2 separate regions of the Mus musculus genome follow, and region 2 is linked to region 1. The links are chromatin loops, found by intact Hi-C in ENCODE. Cell type or tissue: left cerebral cortex. All regions are shown on one strand.

Region 1 (8,000 bases):
TGCTTAGATCACACAATAGAAAATTAAAGTACTCAACCAAAATCCCCAATAGGAAATATAAATCTCTGCGATGTGTTAATGGCATTAATATCTCCCACATGCCTAAAATATTTCTTTAAAATGAGTTGAGAGAAAATGATATGGTCGTTTATAAGGTCCAAGCATTTAAATGTCCTGCTCTAGAAAATGACCTTCCTGACCTAGAGAGTAATAAATTAAGAAATCAAGTGGCTGTTTCTTCCTCTTCAAAGTTCTTCCTTCTATCGCTGCTGAATAGCTTGAAAGGAGCCAGACCCCCTATGGTAAATACAGGGAGAAGCATTAATTATTTCCAGAATAGATCCTATTGGAAGACAGTGATAGCATGGGATGCTTCAAATCTCTTTGGTCCCACCCAGAATGGAGTCATGTTCTTATTCCCATGATATATCCTTTGTACAATAATATTTCATGTGTACTTTTTGGTTTTCTGTCACCCTTTCGGAAGAACACTGGCTTCAGCCCCCTCCCCAACAATGGCTGCTGTCTAAGAAGTGTGACAGCTAGAAACCCTCTAATGTAACAATACCAAGGGTCACACAGGGCATCTTTCAGTCCAAAGTGGTACAAGAGCCTTCTCTACCTTGCAGGTCAGCTTTGGTCAACGCAACTTTGTTAGCAAAAGAACAGAAAAAGCGAAAACAATAACCAAAGGTTAGTTAGAGTAGAGTCAACTGGTTAACATTACAGAAACAAAAAAATGCAGTCTGCATAACCAACATCACTCAGACAGACACTTGAAATGCTCTACAAAGTCACCAGAGACACAAGACACAAGGATGCACAAACCAGGGCAGAGCAGGGCCTCTTGGGAGCCAAGTCAGCAGAGCTAGGACAGGGAAACAGTGAAGTTGACAAAGCACAAGCGACGGGCAGGGACAGCCTTCGCACAGGTACACAGCCAACCCCAAGGCATTCACTCTAGAGATAACGGCAGCATGTGGCCAGACTGGAAGACACATGTGCACACTCAAAGCCCACAAAAATACTTTGGGACATTTAGGAGTTGAGCATAGGAGAGTCACCACGCCACCCCAGTCCCCTTCTACCCTTGAAAATGCCACCAAGGGATATGGCTCCAGAGTCATGCATTTCTACCCAGATGACTCATTGAGGACACCAAAGAGCTTAATTTGTTTAATTTGTAGGAATATAAGCAAATGTTTGTGGGCAAAAAGGCAAAATGAATGTCCTTTTTGATTGATTCATGCCAGGTCCAAAATGAAGCACGTGGTATATTCTCTCAGATGTTTCCCCTCCTCAACTGTGCAATAGCACTTCTGCTCAGGATGCCTCAGGCTCTATAGCTAAGTTGATCTCAACAGGTATTTATCAGCTGAGTTTGAAGTAAGGCATTACTTTAAAAAAAAAAAAAAAAAAAAAAAAAAAACAAAAACAAATCTTGACCCAAATTAGAGGCCAAATGTCATAGCTAAAATTTGAGTGGAAATCTGAATTAACTTCTAAATCACAGACATAAATTAAAAACCTACTTCCAGATCATTCTTAGTTACTAAATAAATTAATAATTTGAGAACCAAAGAATGTCAAATTTACACATTTTAAAATAATTTCTAACTCTTATAATTTCTTACATATGTTCTTGGAGGTCAGGTAAAGGGAAAAAAGTACATTTACTCCTTTAGGATCTTAAAATATCAATGCCAGTGACTTTGGCAAGAAATTATATTAGATCTTAGACTGCTAAAATTATATAAATATATAAAAACCTAACATATTTGCCATTTTAAGTAGAACCAAGTCATGTTTTGTCAGTAAAGACAGCTATCCCCACCTTGTTTACTCTCTCTATGAAGAAATAACACCAAATTACATGCTCTCTTTCCTGTGCATGCCATGTGCCTTATACCAGAAGATATTCTTAGGAGCCACATGCTATGTGCAAGAGACTCATGAGAATGGAACCCTCTGTAGATTCTACAGGGTTGGAGGTCCTTTGTTTCGCTTTGCTACTATCCTTTACAGTGTCATTTCCACAGAACCCTAAAAAGGCGCCCAGGATCTTCTCTGGGGCCTTATTCACAATGCTGCAAACTTCCAATGATAGTAATTTATGCCTTAACCCACTTTTTGGCCATTTTTCCTTGCCACTTAAGCTAATTATCGAAGTCATTTGTGTACAATAAACAGGGACCTTCCTCTCTCCCTTGGCACTCAGCCTCCACTTCATCCCACCCAGTAGGAAAGTCTTAATGCTCGGTGGGCAACCATCATAATTATCTCCATGGCAATAGAGTGCATGCGATTAGGCCCTCGGGCTTTGCCATAGATGGATGGGAGAGCCATCAAGTCACAGTATCCGGCTTTGAACAATCAGAGTACTTAGAGAAAGGCTAGAGTCTGCCATAATGCATGTTGTGAATCACCCAAGTCGATGGAGAGCTTTGGGGAGAGCTGGGAACATTTGCCCCAATGTGATGGGTAATTTCCTTCTGCCAGAGCTCTCACTGCTTCCCCTGAATCTCTCCTGAGTGGGCTTCATTCCTCCCTTCTGTCTTTACATTTTTGTAGAAGTTACTTTAAACTTCCTTTCTCTCCGGTCCTGTCGCTTTATTTCATTATAACTCCAAGTTTCGCATTCTATGGAGCTCTGCTTCCAATACAGCAGCCGGACAGACACACTTGTGGCAAGAGAGCTGCAAATGGATGTGGCCTGAACTTAGTGGCTGCTGCAAAGGCAAAGCACACAAGCCTTTGAAGGTTTAATACAATCAAAAGGATATACAATACCCATGCGTCATTTTATGACATACTGAAATGCTAATATTTTGGGAAAATTTGCTTAACTAAGGTGAAATATATAATGAAAACGGATCTTCTGTTATGCTACACATTTTGAAATATAACTCTTAGGAAATTTTAAGTCACATGTGTGACTTGTGCTACATTTCGCTCTTTTTTTCTGGCATGTATGTGATATGAGTATATGTGCAAGTGCTGTGTGTGCAAAGCACATGCATATGGTGGCCAGAAGTTGATATCAGGGTGCCTTCCCTACCAAAGCAATCTCTTACTTGGACCCGGAGCCTATTGATTCAGCTAATATACTTAGTTGCTTGCTCCAGACATCCTGTCTCTGTCTCTTGTGGCCTAGGACTAAGGATGACCTAACCAGCTGGGTAGGATGCTGAGGACCTACCCAGTTGTGTGGATGCTGGGGATCTAAATTCTGCTGCTCATGCTTACAGAGAACTTGCCTTACCTGCCAAGCCATCTCCCCATCCCTTACACTACAGTTCTATTGGTTAACAAAGCTTGAGGGTTAGATTCTTAAGTGTTCAATCTGAATAACATAAGACACATTAAGAATAATTTGCTATTTAAATAGTACTTGATGCTTTCTTTTCTTAAAAGATTTTATTTTTCAAACGTGTGTGAAGGTATGTGTGGGTCTCTGTGTGCGTGCCACACATACACATGCATGAGAGAGAGAGAGAGAGAGAGAGAGAGAGAGAGAGCACAAACATGAATGCAGTGCTAGAAGAAAGTATTGGGCCACTGAATGCAGTGTTATAGGTCACATAATAAGGGTGCTAGGAGCTGAGTTTGCATCCTGTGGAAGAACAAGACTGCTTTTAACTCCTTAGCCATCTCCCTTAGCCCTGCTTTCTGTTTTTAATATGTAATTTCACATTGTAATTTAACTTGATACGGTAATTCTGAGAGAAGCTCAACTCCTGTCATCCCAAAGCCTTCTAAAGTAAGATACTCATTTGAATGCCAAATACGTCATTTTTCCCTGCATTGTTTTTTACCATCTGAAGAACTCTGAGTAGACCAGTAAGTCCAAAAGAAATGGTCAAGTTGAATGAAATTGTACAGCATTTTCAGGAAAACACAAAATGTCTACCTCAAATGCCTTTTGATGCTTAACCTCTTGCCCATCATACACACAGACAGACAAACACACAGATACACACACACATGCACACACACAAGCACACATGCACACACACAAGCACACATGTACACACACATACACACATGCACGCACACATGCACACACACATACACATGCACACACACATATATACACACACACATACACACACACACACACACACACACCATATTTAATGGCCATCAGAATTGCAGAATTAAAAACATTGTCTTGGTTAAAGGAGACCGGGAAGCAGATCGTAGGGATGATCCTTTTGACACTAGTACCAGGCAACTGACTCAGGCAAGGCAAACATCTTTTGTAGCACAAGTTAGCCTGAGAAGCATTTGCAAAACTGCTTTCAAGGGATAGAGATAACTCAAATGGAAGCTGCTTCAAAAGCAGTGTTCATGAACTTGAACACAGGAAATAAGTGAACAGTTTTGACATGGAAACTGAAAGATGGATGCAAGGAAACACAGTACGTTGCACAAAGAACCATTAGTCTCAGCCAGAGGAACGAAGATGTAGATCTTGGTGACAGGTTAGGCATCACCTTTGCCTGTAGATGATCTGCAATTATTTCTCCGTCCAAGTGAGGGCAGGAATGAACGCAAGAATGTGTACACTGCTGCCCTCTACTGGCTAAAACTAAGCTGATCTTCCAGTCACCAACAGCTCTGGAAAGGCATTACTTTCACCATCTACAGAAACAGGCTGAGAATGGTTGTTGTGCAGCGTGGGTAAACATGCAGTACTAGTATGTGTCTCGCATGAGATAATATCCAGGAACAATAATCCCACATTTATCCAGTACCCACTACGTATCAGGCATTTGGTATCTTTCAGATTTTTTTTTTTCATACGACTTTTGATAGGGCCTATTATTCTGCCATTTGGCAGAGAAAGAAAAGATAGATCTGAATGGTTAAGTAAATTACCAAAGGTCAGCTGGGACCTTAATCCAGGTCTTCTGAATGTGGGAATGGAGAATATTCCTTGACAGTACCCCAAGGACTGACAAGCAGAGCCTGATCCAGCAAGTACTCAATAAATACTAGTTCCCTTCCATCATCATGACAGTGGGACATCATTTCTCTGTCTCCCAATGGAATTGTGTCAAATGACCAAATAATTGGTGACATCAATGTGGACTCTTTGCATTGTCCTTACCATTATTAAAATAGAAATCTCTAGTGCTCTTTGAGCCACTCTGAAAACAAAGGCACAAATTGGGAGAAGTCTGATGCCCGTGACAGGAAAGGTTCTTCACCACCAAGTATGCGACCCTGAAAGGACGTCTGCCAGCATGCCTTTTTAAAGCCCGTGGCACATGTCCAGCATACTCAACCAGTGACAAGAGGACACCGATGAGGATGCGGCATAGGATGGGGAATGAGATTGACCGAGGATGGGTAAACTGAGGAAAGAGGAACTGGCAGAGCAGCAAGGGGGCTCGGTGCTGTGGCAAGGCTGAGCCTTAAAAAGAAGAGAGGTTCTACCTTCACAGCCTCGCTCGATCTGTCCACTCCTGTGGAGAGCATCGTTGATGAGATCAGGCAGGCGTCCATTCAAGTCCACAGAGGCCAGGCAGCCCTGAAATCCATCCCTGGAGGCCACAAGCTTGGGAAGGTTGCTGTACATGCCCTGGGCTAAGCCAGCCATATAGAGGTCACCTACAAAGGAAGGAAGACAGTAAAAGAGCCGGAGTAGAGAAAGAATGTGGCAGCCATGTCCAATAATGCTTACACACACACACGTTAGACTGTTTCTTAGATGATGATAATACAACTGTGGTGGGGAAGGGAAGGGTCAGCTAAAATAAGAATAACTTCCAGAACTCATAAATTACTAAAATTAAAAAAAAACAACTAAATATTTCTTATAAGTCGTTCAATTCTGTATCCAACATCTCACAAAGTTTGAATCACCATATCAACTGTACAAAGTAGCTTCTACCTAATTAAGTGAAGTAAAGATTAACAACATTGTGGACAGCCACAACCATTTATTGGGTAATTTTTATGTGCTTTTTAGAAATAATGTGCTGAGTGTTTTTCAGACATCCCATCAAGCATCTAATAATGCATGATGAGAGTAACAACAACTATGTCCTTTTGGTATATGTATTATTACACAGTAGTGACTATGGCTGAGACAATGTCATCCAGGTTGGAAGGACTTAGCCAAATACTTTCCCTCTCTAGTGAGGACACACCTACAATTTAACAAGGCCTTGACTCAGCTCATCTTTTGGACCCCAAATCAGCTCATCTTTTGGACCCCCAAAAGACTTTCCTAACATCATCACAGATCAGGAAGCACTTTTGAAGTGGGGTCTTGTATAGAAACTGGATAAATGGCCTTATGGTATAATTCAATAGTTTTCAAATGGAATCTGTGTGGTACAGAAGATATGGCTCGAATTCCTAACCTGGAGATTCCCTGTGGAAGCAAACTTTGTGTTGCAAGATGGGCTCTAAGATACAAATTCGACATAAGGATTACCTTTCAAATCCAGATTTTTGGCACCATTGATGACCTGAGTGACTACCTTGGTGTCCACCTTCAGACTGTGGGTGTTACTGCTGTCCCTGGTGATGACCACGTTGTGCCACTGGTTGTCATTCAGGGGGCGGTCACTGTTGCCTTTGATCACATTGGGACCATTGCCGAGATCAAACACATAGTGTATGTACCTGCAAAAGACAAAAGAGCACACGATCGCTTCAGGGTCCATGAAGTAGTTCGGTGGCAATCACATACATATCAAAACTAAGGGGGCTTTACATTTCCCATGCTTTCCTGGCATAGCATACCAATTAAATGCACTTAAAATCACCAGTAATTATTGGATCATACATTATTTCAACTCCATATTCCCAGACTCATAGAGTCTTCTTTCATTTTCTTTAAGTCAAAAATTTATAATATAGTACAAGTTAGCCTAGAACTCATAATCGTCCTTCCACAGACTCTCTAGTGCTGGAATTATGGGCATGTACTCACACCCAGCCCAAAGTCTACTTTCCTAATGCTCCATAGTAATACCTAGATCTATGAAAAGCTACATTTAGGACCCTACAAAATACTAGAGGACAATAATAGAATTCAAAGAATATTGATCAGGGTATTGTGTGTTTAAAACAAAGTCTTATGTGGCCCAGGTTGACCTCAAGTTTGCTACCCTGCAGAGACCAGCCTTCAACTACTGATCCTTGTGTCTCTACCACACCAGTGCTAGATTTACAGGCATATGCTGCCACACCCAGGGTATACAGTGCTAGGGTTGAACCCAGGACCTTCTGCATGCTAGACAAGCACACTAGCAAACCAGCAAGAACATCCTGAGTTCTGGTTTTGTTCTTATGTGAATACTATGGTAGCATACTAGAGGGGTCAAAAAGAGGTTTAAGAAACTATAATGTTGGACTCTGCAATTTCCTGAAATTCAAGAAACTCAATTTTATAATTTTGGGTCCTAGGGGACTATATCCATGCTCTACTCTCAAAATAATAGTTGTAATGCTAATTGTAGTATTGAAAAATAACTAGATTTCATTTCTTATTATGCATCTCCTAATTTTAATTAGTAATACTCAAAAGATGGGCACAACACACACCATAGCCATGGTTTATATAAATGAGCTTACCCCACTATAATTTCAAAGGACTACATTTCATAGTTAAAATCTTTGTAAAAAAATCAACCTAGTAGAATTTCTTCAAATAATCTTAGGAGTCCATGTCCTTTCCAGCCCTAGTCATTTTGTGGATCTTTGTTAGCAAGGAGGGTACTAACAGAGGCAGGGGTCATGGAGTAAAATGGACAGTTTTCTTCACAGCCATATTTTACAAAATGTGTCAGTGAAGATAGCCATCATCACTCTGAGGTTTCTCCTACTTACCCCTTGACCAGCTCAACTGCAATAAAATCATTGCCATCTCCGCTATTGAAGAGAATGAAGCCATCAGCTGAAGTGGTCTTGAACTGGAAGAAGAGGTGCATGGAGGTGTAAGCCTGTAGGGTGGCGAGGGTCAGGTAGCTGCTCTTGGTCTT
Region 2 (8,000 bases), 890 kb before region 1:
TATATATATATATACACACATATATCATTGATAGAAAGAAGAATGGATAAATGAAAATTTAAATATGAATAGATTAGTTTGAATATATCTATTAAAGAATATATTCAGCTTTTGATATTTGATTAGTGTTTGTTTGAAAGATTATTACTTGAAAACTAGTAAATAAGAATTAATTTTTTTGTTGTTAATACTAATTCCAAAGAAGGGTCCAGTTCCATCACCAGTACAACTTAAAAAAATGTTTCTAATTTGAATACACCTTAAATCACATGGGCCTTTAATTAAAATCTGAAAACCTTTTCACCATGCAGATTGCCTCTGTTGTAAAGGAAGTTGATGGGTCATTGGGCAGAGCTATACACGGCATCTCCCTGTTATACTGAGCTTTGGGACTTTTGAAGAACATAAGTCATCCAATTATAATGTGAATTGTAATTCATGGAAAGTAAATTCTAACTGATAGATTTGGTGTCCTGTCTGTCTTGGCTTTTGGCTTTTAAGGTCTTCCTGGTAATGAATGACATTATCTTGATATATTACAACGTGCATCATGGACAATGACTTCTAGTTAATACTTGACAGTTTGGGTATTACTCTAAAATGTGGACATCCAGATTTATGGCATCATCAGGCTTTGACTAAGATCTCTAGGCATTCTCTCACAATGGAAAAACTGCTTTTAGCCTTGTGCAGGTCAGTAGATACTATATTTATAATCTTTTAGGCTCTATCATTTGGTGTTAACACTTTGAACTGTTCAATATTTCCTCTGCTGTGTCATCACATAGATAAAATCTGGCCTCTGAGGGATGTCCTAGCCAGGTGCTGAGGGCCATCAGGACAGCACAGCTGGTCCACAGGCAGCCTTCAGAGTGAAGAGTAAAGCAGGAAGTTATCAATGCCCTGATGAGACAGAGACATCAAAGGAGCTGCCAGATGTTAAGTGTTTTCAAAATCAGAGGCAAACTCCATTCGAATTCTCGATCATTTGAAAAGGAAGCATGATGACTGTTGACTAGCCAGGGAGTCTGTCCCAAGGACACTACTGAACACACTTCTCTGATGAAGGAATATTTGTGCCAGGGACTGCAGTGCCTCACCCAGAGAAATTACTTATATCAATTAGTACTATTACTAGGGCACTGAACTAAGAAATAATTTGAAATTACCAAGTTGAATATAAAATCAAATGCTTCTTTGGCTTAAGGTCTAGTGTCCTATGACTCAGACTAACATTTTTTTTTTAATTTTGCAAAATTCAAAGTGTGGTGATAAGACTGTGTGTGCTGGCATCTGAGTGCTGGAGTCTGGCAGGACGGACTCCCTGGATACAAGAGATGCTCTTTTGAACCTGTGATTTAAGTAAATCCATAATTGCAGACTTCTCTACAGTCAAACTGTTTTTCAAGCCTTAAAAGTAAATGTTGCCATTCTGGAAGACTGGTTTCCCTGTTTGGCTTTTTATTTGTTTTGTTTTATGGCAAGGTTTCAAGTAACCCAGAATGCACAGTGGACTAGAGCTCACTATTCTGTTTAGGATGGCCTTCAATGTCTCACCCTAACCCTCTTTTATACTCACAGAATTCTGAAATTTTAAGTTGCAAGCTCTACCTACCCAGTTGTGTGGGTTTTGTTGTTGTTTTGTATGTTTGTATTTTTATTTTGAAAGAAATGCTGGGACTTGAACCCTGACACTCAACCAACTGGACTACATCTCTAGCTCATCACTAGGTTTTGCAATAATGGATTCATTATCTTGGGTTTCTATCAGCAGAATTGTAAGTATTCTTGCTTCCTTTTTTTTTTAATATAAAGAAGGGGATTCATTCAGAAACTCTCTCCTAGCATGCAGCTGGCAATCAGTAGGCTGTGGTTTGAACCTATATAAGCTGATTCAAAGCCAATGTTTTTAACTTCTACAGTCCATGGGTTTCCCACTAGAGCAAGTTCAGTGTGAATTTTATTATTCATCTCTTTGCATTATTCCATGCATCGAGGGACTCTGCTAATGTGATGCTTTCGACTGTCTGAATGATTGAGTGACCCTCAATGCAAGGATTGTTAGGTTTCTCTGAAACAGCCTTTCATTGATAAATCTCTCAGATAGAATGGTCCAGGAATAATAGAGGCATCTGGGGAAGTCATGGGAATTTACCTCTGTGACTGATGGACTGAGCTAGCAGTCACCTGCATACATAGTAAATAAAGCCAGGCAGAGGCGTGAGATTGCACTGTAGAAGTTGACATTGGTTTGTTCTTTTTGGGGGGGGGGGGATGGAACGTAGAATACAATTGAAATGAAGGTATTTGAGAGGAACCATAAGAATGATTGATGGAAAGATACAGAGTTTGGATTAGAAAATTTGAAAGGAGAATGAAGGGGTTTGTTTTTATTATGTTACTATTTCTTCAAAAGATGCCAGCACCTTTTATACAATGCAATCTACTGAGAATCTACAAAGTACAATGAGGAAAAAAAATAGAAGTGTGTGTGTGTGTGTGTGTGTGTGTGTGTGTGTGTGTGTGTATATATATATATATATATATATATATAGAGAGAGAGAGAGAGAGAGAGAGACAGACAGACAGACAGACAGAGACAGAGAGGAGAACAGATGTAATTTCCTGCCCTTAAGGAATTAATGATTTAAATTAATGGATTAAAATTTAATCTGCCTGGGCTGAAGGGCATGCACATAAACAGCAGGTGAATGTATCTCTCACTCAATGCCATTTTTGCTGATCATTTCATATAATTTATAAGTGGGTGTTCTGAAAGAGTGAGAAAATGGATGATTAGGAAAGGCTAAATGGAGAAGTGCAATGAGTCAAATTTAGGTAGGCAAAGATTCTTTAGTATACACACCAAAACAAACCACACAAAGCACTGTCTTTTATTGTATGAGGGCAAAAAATGTAGACAAAGATGGAAGAAGTTAGAAATTTGGTGTGTTAGTCAAGATTCTGTAGAGGGAGTTTATATCTATCTATCTATCTATCTATCTATCTATCTATCTATCATCTATCTATCTAATGACTTATAGGCTGTGTTCCAGCTATGAACAGTGGTGGTATATGGCTTTGTGATTAAGAGCTCTTCCAGAGGTTCTGAGTTCAATTCCCAGCAACCACACTGTCAGTCACAACCATCTGTAGTGGGATCCGATGCCCCCTTCTGGTGTGTCTGAAGACCGTGACTGACAGTGTACTCATACACATAGTAAATAAATAAAATCCAGAATCCAGTAGTTGCTCAGCCCACAAGGATGGATGTCTCAGCAGATCTTCAGTAAATGATGGTTGATATCAGTGAAGGAATGGACTTGATAGTGAAGCACGGAAAATCAGGCAAAGTGCAAAAATGTCCTCCTTTCATGTCCTTATATAGGGTTCCAGCAGAAGACATGACCCAAATTAGAGGTAGGTTTTCCCAGCTCAAATGATCTTAATTAAAGGTGTTGTTTCCCAATTCAAGAGATCTGGGTTAAAGGCGTTTCTTTTCATCTCAAAGATCCAAATTAGAAGTGGATTGTCTCATTTCAAAATAACCAACAATCACTCACAGTTAAGCCCTCCATTTTTGGCGTTAGTTAATTCCAGGTTCACAACCAAGAATGTACATCACACTTGATGTTAGATTTTTCAAAAGGAAATATGTAGAGAAAGAAAAAAAAAGCCACATTCAGTTTCACTGAAATATATCTTTCTCAGCTTTACAGTTTACTACAAAAATGTAGTTATTTTTGCTTCATAAGTAATTAAATTGGAGACATTCTTCTGAGTTCAAGGTCATCAACTTCCCCACTGCAGGTACCTGGAAGTGATGGGATCCAGGAAAATCTGTGTAAGGTTCATTTAACCAAAGGCAAGGGACTCAGAAAGGGAAAGGGAGGAATTCTCATTAAATTTTAAGGAAAATGTATGATTGAAATGTCTATACAGCTGTAGGTTTGGACTGCTATTGGAAACTGCGAACCTTTGGGAGCACTTCAGAGTTGGGTGGGTCATGTTTCCAGCAAACTTTTTTCTAATTAAGTCTTTGGAGCTGACTGTACAGTGTGAAACTAGCCGTGCCCATCACTCCTTGGACTTTTCCAGCCTTAAATTTCCAGATGGAAAACTTTAGCAGGAAACCACACTTCTTTAGAGTCTCAGCTGTTAAGAACTTGCTAATCACTGTGGGCTTATCGTGATTTCCTATGAAAATATTTTCTCTTCCAGAACAGTTCCCTGAGAGTGACTTGGCTCAGAGTCTGCAACAAATGTATGTTGAGTGTGTTTGAATGAACACTTTGACTGCTACTGTTAGAAAATCTTTCTTTCCCAATGACACTCCCGTAAGTGTAAAACCAGTCCCCAGAGCCAGATGATTACTTTCAGTTCAGAATCCAGGTTGAGAATTCTATAGGTGGCCCATTCCTCTTTAAAAAGGCACGACCCACATCCTCATGCCAGCTTTGTGGAAATAATAACCACCACTCAGATTTAATGATAGTGTCACTTTGAAGTGGTCAGAGAAAAAGATAGCCTGAGCACAAAATAATGACCGCCCTGGATTACCTGAGTGCTAAAGATGAAAGAGGGAGATTGTTTGATCCCACGAGCTACCTGTTTCATGGCGATGCGTGCCTCTTCCACTCTAAACATTGGATAGGACCAAGATTTGACTAAATTAGAATCTGAGAAAGTCCTAAACACAAAATGGTAATCCCCTATAGAAACAGGACATGTTCAATTATATGTACTCTTGTTCAAAAGCATCAAAAACTCCTCACAGTGGAGCACATGGACCTTAATGTCCTTGCAAGGGGCGTTGCATATCTGCACTGATGTTTCCCCATTCCTTGAAGACTAGGAGTATACATTGCTTTTCCTAAGTGAGATTTGAAAATTCTGTTGTATAGCCACAGCATTCTTTTCTTCATTGTATCAGTGAAGTACTATGACATAGAAGGTGTTAGTGAATAAGAACTAAGGAAACTTTATTTAGAAAAGGAGGATGTCAAGAGAGACAATGGCCTCAACCAAATAGGTTTTCTTTAATCAGAATGTAGTGATACATTAGATTTTCTTTAATGAGACAATGGTTTAAAGTGAAATGTGAAAGTAATACCAATAATGATAATCATGTATAATTTTAAGATGTGCTAGTAATTTTATATAATCAATATAGGTTCTGAGCAGCCTGCTATTCCAAAAGAACCTCCATTCTCCTACTGCCTGTCCTCTACCTCCATCCAACTCCTGAAGCATACGGGTAAGCTTCCCTTTCCCCATCCATCTTCTCTGTTCTCTGAGCCCTCAGGGCCAAGGCTGCCTGCTCTGAGAAGCCTGTGATCTCAGGGGGACCTCTACATTCTTGTCACCTTTCTGCCCACCGTCATCGAACCTATGGCTTCTGAACTATACAGACCATATAGCCCTTGAAAGAACACAATCAACAAGGATCAGGGCAAAATGTCACCTCCAAAGCATAGCTACTCTACTACAGCAAGCCCTGGATATCCTAACACAACCCAAAAAATGAGAAGATAATCTTAAATTCAATCTTATAAAGATGATAGAGGCCTCTGAAAAAGAAATGAATAAATCCCTTAAAGAAATACAGGAACATACAAGCAAACAGATAGAGGACTTTAAAGAAGAAACAAATAAATCCCTTAAAGACATACAGGAAAATACAATTAAACAGATGAAGGAAATAGATAAAACTGAGCAAGACCTGAACGTAGAAATAGAAGAAATAAAGAAAACACAAACTGAGGGAATCCTGGAGGTGGAAAACCTAGGGAAGAGAAAAGGAACAACAGATACAAGCATCACCAACAAAATACAGAGGATAAAAGGGAATATATTAGGTGTAGAAGATACAGTAGAAGAAATTGATACATCTGTCAAAGAAAATGCTAAATCTAAAAAACTCTTGACATAAAACATTCATGAAATTTGGGATACTGTGAAAAGACCTAGCCTAAGAGTAATAGAAATAGAAGGTGAAAAGTGCCAGCTTCAAGGCCCAGAAAATATTCTCAACAAAACTGTAGAAGAAAATTTTCCCAGCCTAAAGAAAATGATGCCTATAAACATACAAGACATTTGTAGAACACCAACTAGACTGTCAAAAAAAGACAATTCTCCTGGAAAATGATGATCAAAATGGAAAATGTACAGAACAAGGAAAGAATATTAAAAGCTGCAGGAGAAAAAAACCAGGTAACAAACAAAGGCAGACCTACCAGAGTTACACCTCCTTTCTCAACAGAGAGTAAAAGGTAGAAGGGCCTGGAAAGATATCCTACAAACTCTAAAAAAGCACAGGTGCCAAGCTAGACAACTGTACCCAGCAAAATTCTCAAACAACATAGATGGAGAATACATGACATTTAAAGGAGAATCCAATTTCAAACAGTATCTATCTACAAATTCAGTCCTATAGAAAATTCTAGAAGAAAAACTCCAACCCAAGGAGGATAACTAAACTACATCTCATAAAACACAGGAAATAAGGAATTCCATACTAGCAAAAACAAGAAAAGCACACACACACACACACACACACACACACCATCAACATCAAAATAACAGTTACTAACAGTCACTGGTCATTAATATTTCTCAAAATCAATGGACTAACTTCCCCAATAAAAAGAAACAGACTAACAGAATGGATGCCAAACAGGATCCACCATTCTGCTGCATAAAAGAAACATATCTCAGTCATAAAAGTAGCCATTACTACAGAGTAAGGGCTGGAAAAAAAGCTTTCCAAGAAAACAGACCCAAGGAGCAAGCTGGAGTAGCCATTTTAATAACTAATAAAATGGATTTTAAACCAAAATTAATCAGAAGAGACAGGGGAGCACACTTCATAATAATCAAAGGAAAAACATACCAAGATAATATTTCAATTCTGAACATGAATGCCCCAAACACAAGGGCACCCACATTTGTAAAAGAAACATTGCTAAAGCTTAATTTGTTCATGGAACCCATGCATGAATAGTGGGAGACTTCAACATCCCACTCTAACCAATAGTCAGGTCCCCAAGACAGAAACTAAATATAGAAAAACATGGACCTAACAGAGTTTATGAATCAAACAGACCTAACAGATATCTATAGAATATTTCACTCAAACACAAAAGAATATACTTTCTTCACAGCGCCTCATGGGTCCTTCTCAAAAATTAACTATATAATTGGTCATAAAACCAGCCTCAACAGATCCAAGAAAATAGAAATAATGCTTTATATCTTATCAGACCACCATAGATTAAAGCTGGACTTCAACAACAACAGAAACACCTAAAAACCTACACATTCATGGACACTGAACAACTCTCTTCTCAGTGATCTCTGGGTCAGGGAAGAAATAAATAAATTAAAGACTTTCTAGAACTCAATGAAAAAGGAGGCATAAGATATCCAAATTTATGGGACACAATGAAAGCAATGTTAAGAAGAAAGATCTACTAAGTGCCTACGTAAAGAAATTAGAAAGTTCTCTTATCAGCAATTTAAAAGTGCACCTTAAATCTCTAGAAAAAGAAAAAAAAGTAAAAAGAAGCAAGCATATGAAAGAGATGTACAAGGCAGAAAATAATCAAAATTGGGGCTGAAAACAATCAGAAACCAATAAAACAATACAAAGAATCCACAAAACCCTGAGCTGTTTCTATGAAAAAATCAACAAGATAGACAAACCCTTAGCAAAGTTATCCTAGAGACAGAAAAACAATATCTAAATAAACAAAATAAAAAATGAAAAGGGAGACATAACAACTGACACTGAGGAAATTCAGATAATTAAGTCTTACTTCAAAAACCTGTACTCCATAAAACTGGAAAATCATAAGGAAATGGATGATTTTCTAGACTGATACTATTTACCAAAGTTAAAGCAAGATCAGATAAACTATTTAACAGGCTCATAACCCCTAAAGAAATAGAAACAGTCGTTAAAATATTTCCCAAGGAAAACCCACACAGGATCAGATGGT

The links. A loop is a pair of places that touch in the nucleus more often than their neighbours do. Peaks named below come from ENCODE experiments on the same cell type or tissue, not always from the same donor. Only the 100,000 strongest peaks of a DNase experiment are listed, where the experiment ranks them.
Region 2: a loop joins it to region 1, with 2.6 times the contacts of the local background. A loop is called at or near these places in 6 of 42 quality-filtered maps.

What each region holds. Positions count from the first base shown.
Region 1 is chr12:89,510,555-89,518,554 of GRCm38, reverse strand. It overlaps Nrxn3 (neurexin III), which reads right to left. Exons shown (of 20, transcript NM_001198587.3): 11 at 7,849-8,000; 12 at 6,449-6,639; 13 at 5,443-5,616. Among named protein-coding and RNA genes, the nearest start is that of Gm40537, 540 kb to the right of the region's middle. In left cerebral cortex, a CTCF peak has its summit at 4,581 (motif pointing left); DNase peaks (open chromatin) are centred at 4,575 and 5,172.
Region 2 is chr12:90,405,012-90,413,011 of GRCm38, reverse strand. It overlaps Gm40538 (a long non-coding RNA gene), which reads left to right and starts at 4,213. Exons shown (of 4, transcript XR_872905.2): 1 at 4,213-4,264; 2 at 5,174-5,257. In left cerebral cortex, no CTCF peak of the experiment used is centred here; a DNase peak (open chromatin) is centred at 4,198.